2 separate regions of the Homo sapiens genome follow, and region 2 is linked to region 1. A link is a loop called in an ENCODE intact Hi-C map of the cell type or tissue named here. Cell type or tissue: MCF 10A. All regions are shown on one strand. Each heading gives the region's core, and the rest is flanking DNA. Links, peaks and the distances in the headings are about the cores only. Region 1 has its middle 48 kb from the start of TNFSF18. Region 2 holds the start of LOC105371618 (a long non-coding RNA gene).

Evidence for each region. Hi-C counts contacts between places; a loop is a spot of excess contacts. Peaks named below come from ENCODE experiments on the same cell type or tissue, not always from the same donor. Only the 100,000 strongest peaks of a DNase experiment are listed, where the experiment ranks them.
Region 2: a loop joins it to region 1, with 11 times the contacts of the local background. A loop is called at or near these places in 6 of 110 quality-filtered maps.

What each region holds. Positions count from the first base shown.
Region 1 is chr1:172,998,875-173,006,897 of GRCh38, forward strand. No RefSeq gene overlaps it. Among named protein-coding and RNA genes, the nearest start is that of TNFSF18, 48 kb to the right of the region's middle. In MCF 10A, for the core only: no CTCF peak of the experiment used is centred there; a DNase peak (open chromatin) is centred at 4,487.
Region 2 is chr1:172,835,581-172,843,603 of GRCh38, forward strand. LOC105371618 (a long non-coding RNA gene) reads right to left here and starts at 474. Exons shown (of 3, transcript XR_007066734.1): 1 at 407-474. RefSeq lists an enhancer at 7,529-8,023. In MCF 10A, for the core only: no CTCF peak of the experiment used is centred there; DNase peaks (open chromatin) are centred at 2,401 and 2,961.

The DNA.
Region 1 (8,023 bases), core at 3,406-5,905:
ACAATTCTGTGACCTAGTCCCTTTTTGTGTACAGTTTAGAAAACAAAGTGAATACATCCAAAGCAATTAAAGAAGTGTAAGGTATCTCTATGATAATGCAAACTTTATGATGGGAGTCCTGAGGAAGAGTTCAAGGTAGAGTTTACTTATGTGATGGAAAGGACTTATGGAAAATAAATTCAGCTGAGCCTTGGAGGACTGGCAGATTTAGAGAGGAAGGAATAGAAGGGTATTCCAAACAGTAGGAACTTAAAACACAAAGACCAAAGTGTGCAGAGCAGGTATGTGGGGCTGAGGAAGGGCTGTTTCATCTTAAGATGAGAGCAGAAAATTTAGGAAATTAAATTGCCCTCCTGCCTCAATTCTAGCCATCACAATCCTTCATTGTATGTTGGAGTTCATCTGTGAATCCCAAAGACCTCCTGGGAAAGAGGCAACTGAGAGTATTCTTCAGGGAGCTGTGTGAAGCCAGAGGGAAACCAGAGTGAGCCAAATGCTGTGTTTTTCCTTCTCATTGTTAGTGAAAGCTGGCACAGAAAGCTCTTGTCTTTCCATACTTCCATCTCTCACTCCCGCCCCACGGCATCACCATTCATCATCAAGGAGAGCCATTCACAACAAGAAGGGCATAGGCAGACTGAGGGTGTGGCTAACTGGGAACAAAGGCTTAGGCTCTTAAACAGTCTTCCGCATTAAATGTGTGGTCTCTGTCTTACTGGCCTCAGGCCCCAATGGGAGCCTGCTTATTAGAGAAGCTTTTGCCAATTGCTTCTCTGCTTTAAGATAGTAAAACCAGCATTCAGCCTTTTTGGCTGTAATTTTAGTGTTCTTTCAACACTTCCTCCATGAAAGAGGCAGAGGAGATAATTCCCTTTCTCAATATTCCCTCTTCTTAGGAAAAAAACACACAGGGCTTTTTCTCCTCAACTACTAGAATGCTAATGTTTTCATGTAATAGTTTCATAATTTGAGGTGTTAGATTTAAGTATTTATCCATTTTCGTTTTATTTTTGTATAAGGTGAGAGATACGGATCAATTTTCATTCTTCTGCATATGAATACTCAATTTTCCCTGCACCATTTACTGAAGAGTCTGTCTTTTCTCCAATGTATGTTCTCCGCATTTTTGTTGAAAATAAGTTCACTATAGGTGTGTGGATTTGTTTCGGGCTTCTTTATACTGTTTCATTGGTCTATACATCTGGTTTTATGCCACTACCATGCAGTTTTGGTAACTATAGCTCTGTAGTATAATTTGAAGTCAGGTAATGTGATTCCTCCAGTTGTATTATTTTTGCTCAGGGTAGCTTTCACTATTATGGATCTTTTTTGATTCCATATAAATTTTAGGATTTTTTTCCATTTTATGAATAATGTCATTGGTATTTTGATAGGGATTGCAATGAATCTTTAGATTGTTTTGGGTAGTATGGACATTTTAACAATATTGATTATTTTCAATCCATGAATATGGAATACTTTTTCATGTTTTGGTGTCCCCTTCATTTCCTTTCATCAATGTTTTATAGTTTTCATTTTAGAGACGTTTTACTTCTTTGGCTAATTCCTAGGTATTTAATTTTATTTGTGACTACTGTAAATGAGATCACTTTTTAAATTTCTCTTTCAGAGTGTTCACTGTTGGCATATAGAAATACTACTGATTTTGGTATTTCACTTTTATATCCTGTAAATTTACTGAATTTATTAGTTCTAATAGTTTTTTGGCTGAGTCGAGGCTTTTCCAAATACAAGATCATATCATCTGTAAACAAAGGTAATTTGACTTATTCCTTTTCAATGTGGATGCCTTTTATTTCTTTCTCTTGTTTCATTGCTCTAGCTAAGACTTCCAGAACTATGTTGAATAACAATGGTGAAAGTTGTCAACCTTTCATGTTCCAGATCTAGAGGAAAGGCTTTCAGTTTTTCCCCATTTAGCATAATACTATCTATGGGTCTATAATATATAGCATTTATTATGTTTAGGTATGTTCCTTCTATCTCATTTTTTGAGGATTTTTATCATGAAGGGATGTTGAATTTTATCAAATGCTTTTTTCAGCATTAATTGAAATGATCATATGGTTTCTGTCCTTCATTCTGTAGATAAAATGTATCATATTGATTGATTTGCATATGTTGAACCATCCTTACATCCCTGGGATAAATTCCACTTGGTAATGATGAATGATCTTTTAATGTATTGTTGAATTCAGTTTGCTAGCATTTTGTTGTGGATTTTTGCATCGATATTTATCAGACATGTTGCCTTGTAGTTTTCTTTTTTTGATGTGTCTGTTTGGCTTTGGTATTAGGGTAATATTGGCCTCCTGGGATTAACTTGGAAGTATTCCCTCTTCCTCTATTTTTTGGAACAGTTTAAGGAGGATTGGTATTAATTCTTCTTTTAAATGTTTGTAAAATTCAGCAGTGAATCCATCAGGTCCTGGGCTTTTCTTTACTGGGAGATGTCTTATTATGGCCTTGATCTTGTTACTTGTTATTGGTCTGTTCAGGTTTTGGATTTCTTCATGATTGAATTTTAGTAGGTTATATGTGTATAGGAGTTTAACCATTTCTTCTAGATTTTCCAAATTTGCTTATAGTAGCCACTAATGATCCTTTGAATTTCTGTGTTTACAGTTGTTATGTCTCCTTTTACGTCTCTGATTTCATTTATTTGTGTCTTCTCTTTTTCTGAGTCTGACTAAAGATTTGCAAATTTTGTTTATCTTTTCAAGAAAACAACTTTTTGTTTTATTAATCTTTTGCATTGTTTTCTTCAATTAAATTCATTTATTTCTGCTCTGATTTTTATCATTTCTTTTCTTCTAGTAATATTTGGTTTGATTTGCTCTTGCTTTTCTAGTTCTTTAAGATACATTATTTGGTTGAAGATGTTCTTTTTTGATGCAGGCACTTATAGCTATGAACTTCCCTCTTAGTACTGCTTTAGCTGTATCCCATAGCTTTTGGTATGTTGTATTTCCATTATCATTTGCTTCAAGAAATCTATTAGGTCCATTTGTTCTATAGTGCAGATTGAATACAATTTTTGTTGTTATTGATTTTCTGTCTGGGAGATCTGTCCGATGCTGAAAGTAGAGTGTTGAAGTCTCCTGCTATTATTGTACTGGGGCCTATCTCTTTAGCTCTAATTTGATTTGGTTTTTATATCTGGATGCTCAAGTGTTGGGTTCAAATACATTTACATTCATTATATCCTCTTACTGAATTGACCCCTTTTTCATCATATAATGACCATCTCTGTCTCTTCTTATAGTTTTTTCTTTAAATCTATTTTGTCTAATATACACATGGCTACTCCTGCTATTCTTTGGTTTCCATTGGCATGGAATATATTTTTCTATCCCTTTACTTTCAGTCTATTTGTATCTTTATAACTGAAGTGTGTTTCTTATAGACAACAGATCATTGGGTCATTTTTAAAATTAATTCAGCCACTCTGTCTTTTGATTAGAGACTTAAATCCACTTAAATTTAATGTTATTATTGAGAATTAAGAACTTACTCCTGCCATTGTGCTATTTGTTTTTTCATTGTTTTGCAGTCTTCTCTTCCTTGTTTTATTCCTTCTTATCTGCTTTTTGGTGAAAGTGATTTTCTTTGGTGGTCTGCTTTAATTTCATGCTCTTTGTTTTTTGTGTAGCTGTTGTAGATTTTTTGATTTGAGGTTACCATGGGGCTTTCAAATAATATTTTATAGCTGATTATTTTAAACTGATGAAAACTTGACACTGATTGCATAAAAAACACACAAAATAACTCTTTAAAAACTGTATGCTTTTCTTTTTTTTTTTTTTTTTTTGAGATAGAGTCTTGCTCTGTCACCCAGGCTGGAGTCCAGCAATGCCATCTCGGCTCACTGCAGCCTCCATGATTCTCCTACCTTAGCCTCTCAAGTAGCTGGGATTACAGGCCTGGGCCACCATGTCCAACTAATTTTTGTATTTTCAGTAGAGACAGGGTTTCGCCATGTTGGCCAGGCTGGTCTCAAACTCCTGACCTCAAGTGATGCACCTGCCTTGGCCTCCCAAAGTGTTGAGATTACAGGTATGAGCCACTGCACTTGGTCCACAACTGTATACTTTGACTTTATTCCCTTGCTATTTAACTTTTAGTTCTCTTTATGTCTTATTGTACTGTCTATGTTTTGAAAAGTTGTCGTAGTTGTTATTTTTTATTGAGTCATCATTTAGTCTTTCTACTTAAGAGAAGTTTACACACCGTGAGTACTGTGTTATACTGTTCTGTATTTTTCTATGTGTTTACTATTATCAGCAAGTTGTATACCTTCAGATGATTTCTTCTTGCTCATTAAAGTCCTTTTCTTGGGCTGGGTGCAGTGGCTCACACCTAAAATCCCAGTACTTTGGGAGGCCAAGGCAGGCATATTGCCTGAGCTCAGGAGTTTTTGATCAGCCTGGGCAACATGATGAAATCCCATCTGTACTTGAGCCTGGGAGGTTGAGGCTGCTGTGAGTCATGATGGTGCCATTGCACTCCCCAGCCTGGTAACAGAGCAAGACGTCATCTGAAAAAAAAAAAAAAAAAAAAAAAAAAGGTCCTTTTATTTCAGAAGGAAGATCTCCCTTTAGCATTTCTTATAAGACAGAGTTGATGAAATCCCTCAGCTTTTGTTTGGCAAGGGTTTTATTTCTTCATGCTTAAAGGATATTTTCACCAGATATACTATTCTAGGGTAAAAGTTTTCTTTTTTTCCTTCAGCACTTCGTGCCACTCCCTCCTGGCCTTCTTTCCACTGAAAAGACTGCTGCCAGACATATTGGAGCGCCGTTCTATGTTGTTTCTTTTCTCTTGCTACTTTTAGTATCCTTTCTTTATCCTTGACCTTTCAGAGTTTGATTATTAAATGTCTTAAGGTAGTCTTCCTTGGGTTAAATCAGCTTGGTGTTCTACAACCTTCTTCTACTTGGATATTAATATACTTCTCTAGGTTTGAGAAGTTCTCTGATATTATCCCTTTAAATAAATTTTCTTACCCCTATGTGTTTCTCTAACTCTTCTTTAAGGCCAATAACTCTTTGATTTGCCATTTTTAAGCTATTTTCAAGATCTTGTAGGCAGGCTTCATCACTTTTTATTATTTTTTTCTTTTGTCCGTGACTATGTATTTTGAAATAGCCTATCTTCAAGCTCACTAATTCCTTCTTCTGCTTAATTTAATTCATTTGGTGAGGTCATGTTTTCCTAGTTGGTGTTAATGCTTGCAGATGTTCTTCAGTGTCTGGGCATTGAGGAGTTAGGTATTTATTATAGTCTTCACAGTCTGGGCTTATTTGTACCTATCGTTCTTGGGAAGGCTTTCTAGGTATTTGAAGGGACTTGAACCCCAAACTCAATAATGCTGTGCTTTTTCCAGACTCGTAGAGGTACCACCTTGGTTGTCTTGGATAAAATCTGGAATAATTATCTGGGTTACCAGGAGAGACCCTTGTTCTTTTCGCTTACTTTCTCCAAAACATATGAAGCCTCTCTCTCTGTGCTGAACCACCTGGAACTGGAGGTGTGATGAGGTAAGCACCCCTGTGGCCACCATCACTGGGACTGCATTGTGTCAGACCTGAAGACAACACAACACTGTCGCAAGGCCCTTCCCTTCAGTTCCCCCTAGTCCTGGGCATGTCCAGAGATGCTATCTAGAAGCCAGGAATTGGAGTCAAAAACCTTAGCAATTTACTTAATATTCTATTCTACTGCAGCTAAGTTGGCACTCATACCACAATACAAAGTCTTTCCTGCTCTTCCTTCCCTGTTCCACAGGCAGAGGAGCCTCTCCCTGTGGCTGCCACCAACACCAGTCCATGGTAGTGGGGGGAAGGTGGGGGAGTTTTCCTAGGCCACCACCAATGTTCTCTTAAAGCCCAAGGGCTCTCCCATCAGCTTATGGTGAGTGCTGCCAGGCCTAGGATTCACCTTTCAGGGCAGTGGGCTCCCTTCTGGCCCAGAGCAGGACCAGAAATGCTGTCCATAAACCTAGTCCTGCACTCAGGGACCCGAAGAGCCTGCTGTTGCTCTATCCTGCTGTGGCTAAACTGGTACCTAGGGCCCCAGAGCACTTCAGCTCACAATGGTGACGCTTGCCGAGAAACTCAATTCCAACCACTGGGATGGGCAATCCTCCTCTGGCTAGGGTTTGTCCAAATGCTCCTCCATGCATGGGTGCTGGCTTAGCCTAGCATGGCTTTATTATCTGCTGTGACAGGGCAATACTGAAGTCAATATAAAGTTCCCAATTTGCTGTGCTCTCCCTCCCCAAAATGCAGAGATTATCCATACCACACAGCTGCTGCTCGGGATGGGGGATGGGTGGCATTGGTGATTGAGGACCATCTCTCCTGCCCTCCTCAATGCCTCTTTCCACAATACAAAGTTAAAACGAGGTACTGTGATTGCTTCCTTGATTTTTGGTTCTTCTGACAGTGCTTTTCTGTGTGCAGATAGTTGTTATAGTCTGGTGTTCCAGCAGGGGGAACAAACAATGTAGGCTTTTATTTCAACATTTTGCTCTCTGCTCCATATGTTAATTTTGTGTCCTGCAACTTCACTGAATTCATTTATTAGTTCTAACAGTTTTTTGGAAGTCTTCAAGGTGTTCTTTTCTGAGATCATTTTGTCTGCAGAGACAATTTAATTTCTTTCTTTCTAATTTTGATGCCCTTCATTTCTTTCTCTTGCTAAACTGCTCTAGCTAGGACTTACATATGAAGTCAATGGACTACACTGACTAGAAGAGGTGAGAGTAGAGATCATTATCTTCTTCCTGATCTTAAAGGAAAAGCTTTCAACTTTTTACCAGTGACTGTAATGTTAGCTGTGAGTTTTTCATATATGGTTTTCATTGTGTTGTGGTACACTCCTTCTATACCTAATTTGTTAAGGGTTATTATTATTGAAAGATGTTGAATTTTGACAAATACTTTTTCTTCATCTATTGAAATGATCATATGTCTTTTGGCCTTCATAATGTTAATGTGGTATATAGCATTTATTGATTTCCATAAGTTGAAGTGTCCTTGCATCTCTGAGATAAATCCAACTTGATCATAGTATATGATTTTCTTAATGTGTTGTTGAATTAGGTTTGCTAATATTTTGTTGAGGATTTTTTACATCTATGTTCATCAGAAATACTGGTCTGTAATTTTCATTTCTTGTAGTGTAATTGCCTAGATTTCATATCAAGGTAATTCTGGCTTCATAAAATTAGTTTCAAAGTATTCCCTCCTCTTTGATTATCTTGGAAGAGTTTGAGGAGAATTTGTATTACCATTCTAAATGTTTGGTAGAATTCAGCAGTGAAACTTTCTGGTCCTGGGCTTTTCTATGATGGGAGTCTTTTTATTAATATTTCAATTTCCTCACTTGTGATTGTTCTGTTTAAATTTCCTATTTCTTTATTGTTCAGTCTTGGTAAATTCTATGTTTCTAGGAATTTATTTGTTTCCTCTAGGTTGTCCAGTATGTTGGTGTATGATTGTTTGTAGTAGTCTCTTTGATTTTTTGTGCTTCTGTGGTATCAGTTATAATGTCTCCTGATTTTATTTATGTCTTTCTGATTTTATGTCTTCTGATTTTATTTATGTCTTCTCTATTTTTTCTTAGTCTAAAGGTTTGTTGATTTTGTTAGTCTTTTCAAAAAACTTAGTTTCACTGATCTTTTGCATTGTTTTACTAGTCTCTGTTTTATTTATTTTTGTTCTGATGTTTATTGTTTCCTTTCTACTAGATTTGGGCTCAGATTTTTTTTTTTTTCTAATTCCTTGAGGTACAATGTTTGGCTGTTTATTTGAGATCTGTCTTCTTTTTTGATGTAGGCATTTATTGCTATAAACTTAACTCTTAAAACTGTTTTTGCTACATCTCATAAGTTTTGATATGTTGTGTTTCCATTTTCATTTGTTTCTAGATATCTTTTAATTGCCCTTTTAATTTCTTCTTGATCCATTGGTTGTTCATATTATTTAATTTCCATATA
Region 2 (8,023 bases), core at 1,769-4,268, 160 kb before region 1:
GGACCTTTGAATTGAATACAATAATCCTGACCATATAGATAAAATAGGCTGACATCATATTTTATGGGTTCATAATTGAGAAGGAACTCCGGATTATTATTAATGTGAAGGCCATTAGACAGTTGAGCTAAGACCTTAGGATCCAGTGTGTTCAGATTAAGGTCTGACATTCAGAGCACTGAATACAAAGTAAAGTGTCTGACTTTTCAGTTACATTATCAAAAGTTGAAGATCAATAGCCAGGGGGTTTAAAACAGCTGGGTAAATAACAGTTAACAAAATTTTTAAATTTTTCTCTGAAGAGAGGTATAAAGAGCACAGTCTTATCCCTAGCGGGTACTTTTTGGTGGTGAGAGTCTGAACCACCATCCTCAGGGTCACCACCTCACATTCTTGCCAGTACTACCTTGATAACACAATGGGGAGTCACCTTCAGCTGAGCTGATGGTAAGATCAGGGAAGGTACAGTCCAACACAAGCGGTGCAGAAAGTCCCCAGTTTTTACCACAGTGAGTTCCTGGAAGCTATGTCACAAAGCAGACCATTATGAAGTGGATCATATTTTGCCAAACAAATAATGCCATACATTGGGTGAGGGATGTGCTACTGATCAAGAACTAATTCTCAATTAAGTCAAACATATAAGCAGATGATTTTTGAAAACAAGAGTATATAAACTATACAATTCTATTATAACTTTAAAACAGTAATGCCAGCCTCTAGATTTTATTAAATGGACACAAACATAGAGTTCACATTGAATCTGAATAGAATTTCAATAGAATATGTCTATAGTGCATACATCTCTACTGTTCTTTAAACATGACTGCTATTAATAATTTTATTTGCAACTTTAGAATGTAAAGTTTTGTTGATATTATCCAGATGGATCATGTCTCTTTAAGAAAATAAGAAATATAGTCTTTCTCTTGTCTTCTTCTGCCTGAGGAGGTCTGAGGTGAAATATATATATATTCATAGCTCTGTGAAGTTCCTAATATTAAGTATGCATTTTCAGAATCATTCTATGGATTTATTGAGTAGAGAGAGAGGTATACTTGGAAAATGTGCACCTGTCCACAATAGGGTCATCTGTCTACAACAAGGATTTTCTACAATAGGGAAATGGCAAGGATTGACTCTGGACTTAAAGCCAGCTCAAAAAAGATGAATAAATTCCTCCCTTAGCCTTTGCATCAATATATATGAGATGGATCTTGTTTCAATTATTGGGTCTAATTTCCTTCATAAGTCATAAAAAATGTTTCACTAACTCAAATATTTCTACAGTAAAACCATCTGCTAATAATTCAGCAATTCCACCCCTAGATATACACATAAGAGAAATGAAAGTTGTGTTCTTCAAAAAATCTGTTAGCATTACTCATAACAGCCAAACAGTGTAAGCAACCCAAATGTCCATCAATGATAAATGAATAAATAAAATGTACTATATCCATATAATGGATTATTATTTGGCCATAGAAGAAATGAAGTACTGATGCATGTTCAACACAAATGGGCCTTAGAAACATCATGCCAGCTGAAGGAAACCAGTCACAAAGGACTAAATATTGTGTGGTTCTATTTATATGAAAAGTCCAGAACAGGCAAATCTATAGAGACAGAAAGTAGGTGAGTGGTTGTCAGGGACTGGGAGATAGGGTGGGTGGAGGTTGAAATTAAGGCTATGAGATACGGGATTTCTTTCTGAGGTGACGAAAATGCTCTAAAATTTATTGGAATGACGGTTGCACAAGTTGGTGAGCCACTGAATTGTACACTTTGAATAACTAAATGTATGGTATGTGAATTATATGTCAATAAAGCTGTTAAAACAACAACAGTTCCATCTGCTAGACAGCTAGCTCACCACCTCAAGAAGCAGTGAAAAACTTCTTTTCACATTATATGTCCTGATTTGGGGACCAAAAATGTGGGATTTTCAATAGCATTCCTGATATTCTGGTGTGAAGGAAGGAAAATATATAAATTACATAGCTTCAGCTCATACAGAGTTTAAAATATTGTTGAAGAGGTGAGAATTACATCAAGGAACACTTAGAGAACACACTCCCACTTGCAATCATCCTTATGACTTTTTTTGGCTGTGGTTTTTAGGTCAGATTATTATTATTTTTGTCCAAAATGATGCATTTTTGATATATTCATTCCATAGATATCTATAAGCACCTGCTGCACTTCAGATACCATGCTTATAAAGGAGGACTGCTGTTTCATCTTCTGTCTCTCCTCAAAATGTCATAGTCCAGCGGAATAATGGAATAAATGCCGAGGCTATCTCTTCTAGAAGCATCACGGATGCTGGAAAGAGCTCTGTGATGAGGCTCAGGAGGCCTGACTAGTCTGGGCCTGACTACCCATTGCCTCTGTTTTCTTGGACAAGTCATTTATTTCTGAATCATAGTTTGCTTTCTTTGTAAAATGAGGGGGCTGGTTTCTCTCATGTTCTTTTCAACTCTGTATACTACTTAGGTTGCATAAGAGGTTGATATTGGTCATTTGAGAAAGCGTTTTCCCTTTTCTGTTGCTTTTAAGGAAAGAAAATGAATGCATTTAAAAAGAGAAACTCTTTCTATAATTTGTTACACAAATAATGTGCATTTGCCATGATGATCTGAAACCCCAAGGTTTTATGGTAAGCAGTTATTACCTTACCTCTTACTTGAATATGTGTGAGTAAATTGCATGTAGAGTTGAATAGTGCTGCTGGGAAGGCAACTTCTTTCTACTCCCAGAAGGTATTAGGATAGTGTCCTTTGCCTATTGTGCTACATTTATTTATAATTTTAGGAAGAAGAAAATTAATAATGAAACTTGAATAATCACCCATAATGTTACCGGTTTCCACATACGCCATTATTGAAGACTCATTTATTTATCTCTTGCCATCTGTTGGCATTTGATCAAAAACCAAAAGATGTAAAAATGAGTCATGGCTTACTCTCTCTCAGTACCCTTTACCTTTATGGCTGTGAGTGAGAGAGAAGGTGTGTCATACCCAAACCCACTGATAGCCAGTAACAGAGGAAATGAAGGGAACTCTTCAAAGCCCAAAGCAAGAATGTGCATTTGTTGTGGTAACTACCTTGGAAAATGAAAGTTTGATGTTGTTTTCTTGTGATAACTATTTTGATTCTCCAGCTATACTCTTAAAAGAGGAGGAAAAGCAGGGAGCAGGGGCATTTTTATAGGACATATTCCCAGAGATAATAAAAAGTCTACATATTCCGCATGCTCTTGGGAACATGGACTTCCGATGCCACTGGACAAAGTTACCTTTGTGTGTCTTTGAATGTACCTGCTGCAAAGGGGAAATCAGGCAGCCTTTCCTACTATAAGGGTGGCTGCTTTCCAACCAAGAACAGACAAGCCTTCTCTGCTGGAACTAGGATGAGGTAGCTATTTTAGGTGGGGGAACCCGTCCCACAGCAAATGTGAGTAGTAACACAAAAGCATTTTTAAAACTTTGAATCATAGATACCCAAATTTGGGAGGAAGCCTAGAACTCATCTAGTACAATCCTTAGTTTTACAGGCAAAGAGACACAGGAAGGTGACGTGACTTCTTCAGGGTCCCACAGCCATTCATAGAGAACAGCACCTTGATCTCTTGAAGCTAAATTTCATGTTTCTTACAGGGGGTTATTTAGAATAGATCAGATAATAGTTCCATATATATATATATATATATATATATATATGGTGGATGTTTTTAATTTTCAAATAATTTTCACATGTAGAGTAAGAAACTGGGTTGTTATTCTTAATTTTTCCTTCTACAATGGTGAGCACTATTGTACATAAGCATATTGTACATGATTGTTACTCAATATTTATCTCCTGGTTTACTCTGTAAAACAGTTAGGAAAAGAATTAACTACCCCCACTTGACCAATGTAGAAATTAAGGCAGAGGCTTGTCTGGGCCTACCAATTCTCTGTGCTTCAGTAGTTTCTCTGAAGACTAGAAATAATAGGATTATTATGGCTGCTCAGGTGCAGCAAAGAAAAATGACAACAAATCTCAGATTATTATGACAGATTAAAGGTGGCCACAAATTCTTCCCCTCTTTTCTCATCAACGGGGGTGTTTAGGTCAGGCCCAATGTCTCACGCCTGTAATCCCAACACTTTGGGAGGCCGAGGAAGGCAGATCACTTGAGACCAGGAGTTCAAGACCAGCCTGGCCAACATGGTGAAACCCCATCTCTACTAATAAATAAATAAATAAATAAATAAATAAATAAATAAATAAATAATTAGTTGGATGTGGTGGCACACCCCTGTAGTCCCAGCTATTCACGAGGCAGAGGTAGGAGGATTGCTTGGACCTGGGAGGCGGAGGTTGCAGTGAGCCAAGATTGCACCATGTGCACGTCCACGCCACAAAGCAAGACGCTGTCTCAAAAAAATAACCAAAAAAGAGCTGGTGTTTATTTGGTGTTTATTTCTCCTCTCTCCAAATCTGGGCTGGGCTGTGACTGCTTTTACAGATGAAGTAATATGGAAGGGATGGTGTGTTCGCTGTGGACCTAGCCTTTATGACGACTGGCAGCTTTTCCTTGGTCTCTTAGAGCCCTGAGCTTCCATGTAAGAAGACCAGCTACTCTGGAGACACCACATGGAGAGGGAGAGGAGGAAAGACTCAGTAGAGCCTAGCCTTCAGCCGTCACCACCAAGGTGCCTGACATGGGAATGAGGGCATCTTAGACCTGCCTATCAGTCTGGCTGAAGATCACCAAGTAAATGCTGTGCAAAACAGACAAATGGTCCATCCCAGCTCTGCTCAGACTCCTACATGACATAACTGTGAGCTATAATGAAAATGCCTTTTGTTTCAGCCACTAATATTAGGGATAGTTAATTATGCTGGGACAGATAACCCTAGCAGTTGTTATAAGAAGTAAATGCGTTTATACATAAAAGCATTTAGAACAGGACCTAATGAATAAATATTAGCATTTCCTCCCCTTCTCTCTATCCCCCTTCTCCTCCTCTCCCTCCTCTTCCCCTCCTCCTCCGTCTTATATATATATAGTCTCCTCCTCCTCCTCTTCATATATATATATATATTTTGTTGTTGTTGTTGTTGTTTGTTTTGTTTTTTTTTGTTTTTGTTTTTGTTTTTTGATGGAGTCTCACTCTGTCGCCCAGGCTGGAGTGCAGTGGCATGATCTCGGCTCACTGCAAGCTCCGCCTCCCGGGTTCACACCATTCTCCTGCCTCAGCCTCTTTAGCAGCTGGGACTACAGGCCCCTGCCACCACGCCCAGCTAATTTTTTTTTTTGTATTTTTAGTAGAGACAGGGTTTCACCGTGTTAGCCAGGATGGTCTCGATCTCCTGACCTCGTGATCCACCCGCCTCGGCCTCCCAAAGTGCTGGGATTACAGGCGTGAGCCACCGCGCCCAGCCTATATATTCTTTTTTAATAGCTTGTAAAATAAGTCAAGAAAATTCTGAAGCTCTAGGTCTCCAACATTCATTTTACGTTTTTGTTCCATGACACTGTGCTGCACAGTCTAGAAAGCATAAGTGAGACTGCTGTGTTTCCTGGCTTTCTACTTTCTTTTAAGGCATGTTCAACCTGAGGCAGCCATGAGCCACTTTGGCACATGAGAATTCAATTTGGCATTTTATTTATACATTTCTACTCTTAATTCATTCATTATTCAAGAAATATTTATTGAGCACCAACTATATGCTAGGAACTGTGCTAGCTGCTGAGAAAACAGGAGTGAATAAGGCAGACCTTGTCTTCATGGAGTTTATAGTTTAGTGGGGACAATTTATTAATAAGTGAACAATTAACAATACTTCTGAGAAAAGTGCTACAGAAGAAATGAGTATGATGTGAGAGTGAACAACAGAGGGATGCGTTTCAGATAGGGAGGTCTGTGAAGCTGAGGAGCCTGCCATGGGAGGAGTCTGGGGAATGTTATGCCAGGCAGAGGGGAGCAAGTGAGAAGTCCCAGAGGAGGGAAAGATCTGGAAGAAAAAAAGAAGCCAAAGTGTGTGGAGCCTAGTGTGAGGTGAGGTGGTAGAGCTGGGTAGAAGTCAGGTGATGCAGGGTTTTTTGTTCACTGGATCTTCGTAGGAAACTTGGGTTTTACTGTAGGTGAGATAGGAGATACTGAAGGGGTTTAAACAACAAGTGGCATATATTTTAGAAAGATCACCCAGGATGACACAGGGAGACTGGATTAACAAAGGGGGAAGGTGGGGAAGCAAGGAGGGCATTTAGGAAGCCATTGCACAAATCCAAGCAGAAGATGATGCTGGCTTCATCAGAGTGGAGGGAGTGGGTTTGAAGAGAAGTATGTGGGATGTGACTGATGGAATGTGACTGATGGGAACCAATGGCATAGGGATGGACATGCAGGTTCTGGACTTAGACTCCCTGGGCTCACCAAGCTCTAACGCTAGTTGTGGGATCTTTAGCAACTTACTGAACTTCATTATCCTCAATATGTCTGTCTGTAAGATCAGATAGAGGATATCTACTTATAGGGATATGATGAATACTAAAGTTAATACTTATAAAGCACTTTTAAAAGTCCATGGCAGAGTAAGCACTCAGTAAGCATTCTCTATTGTTAGATTTCGAAGGACTTGCTGATGAACTGAATTTGTGGGATGAGGGAAAAAATGGAGGAAAAGATTATGTCTTCCTTAAAATTCATTCCAAAAGTTCCCAGTAGAAGTCATTTGTCTTCTCTGTGGAGCATCTTAGAACTTTTATTTATTTATTTATTTATGTATTTTAATATGACCTCACCTTACCTCACACCCAGCCTTACGTTATAGCATTGTGTTTGCACCTGCATATGTGTGTCTATGTATCTACATCTGACTTTTTGTGAACTTCTTAAGAATTGGGACTGTGTCTCATTCATAGTGTCTAAGACAGAGATTCTCAACTAAGACAGTAGTGGAGAGGGGCAATGAAAATCATGTGTGGTTATCAGTTCCTTAGCAATTACAACCCCCACCCCAGCCCTCCTCTAACCCAGAAGATTCTGAAACAATTGCCAGAGTGAGCCAATATTGGTTACGAGAATGCATTTTACCCCTGAGATGTTTTGGGGCAGGAAAGGTGTTGAGAACCTCAGATTCTAGACAGTTAATAATACATGTCTGTTGAAATGAATTGAGAATAGTTGTGTACTCTATGCTGTTTCAAAATTGTAGATATATAGTATTTTAAATGATAGCAATGTTAACTGTGTCAACACTTGGAAATAATAAAGAATAATGGAATACTGTGTCAAGTAAAAAATTAAGTATGAAATAATATGTATACAATGACTACAATTATGTAAAATATTAAAGATCAGAGGACAAAACATAATAAATGTAGTTAGCTTTTTTTTTTTTTTTTTAAGACTGAGCCTTGCTCTGTCACTCAGGCTGGAGGGCAGTGGTGCATTTTCGGCTCACTGGAACCTCTGCCTCTTGGGTTCAAGCAATTCTTGTGCCTCAGCCTCCCAAGGAGCTGGGACTACAGGCGCTGGCCACCTTGCCCAGATAATTTCTTTTTTTTTGTACTTTAGTAGAGACGGGGTTTTACCTTGTTGGCCAGGCTGGTCTAGAACTCCTGAGCTCAGGCGATCTGCCTGCCTTGGCTTCCCAAAGTGCTAGGATTACAAGTGTAATTAGCGTTTGTTTCAAGTTTTACAGAATGTTTTTCTTACAAAGTTAATTAAATACAAATCCCAGTGTTCCCTTAAGTGGCTTCTTCCTGACATCAACTCTCCAGATGCTTCTGCCAAACAGGATTCCTTTAACAAATGTGGGAACTGCTTCAGTGCAGATTCCCCTCTTGGAAATACACAGAACCCCAAATCCTGTGAGAAGCCAACTTTTTTGCTTTGTTTTTCCAAGTTGTTCTCAGATTAGTTTGGCCCCCCCAAACCCTTTGGGAAACAAAGGACACTGCTACCATTTCCAGAAGTATTGTCTGCAGAACGACCTCAGGAAAATGTGGGCACAGGGCATTCCTC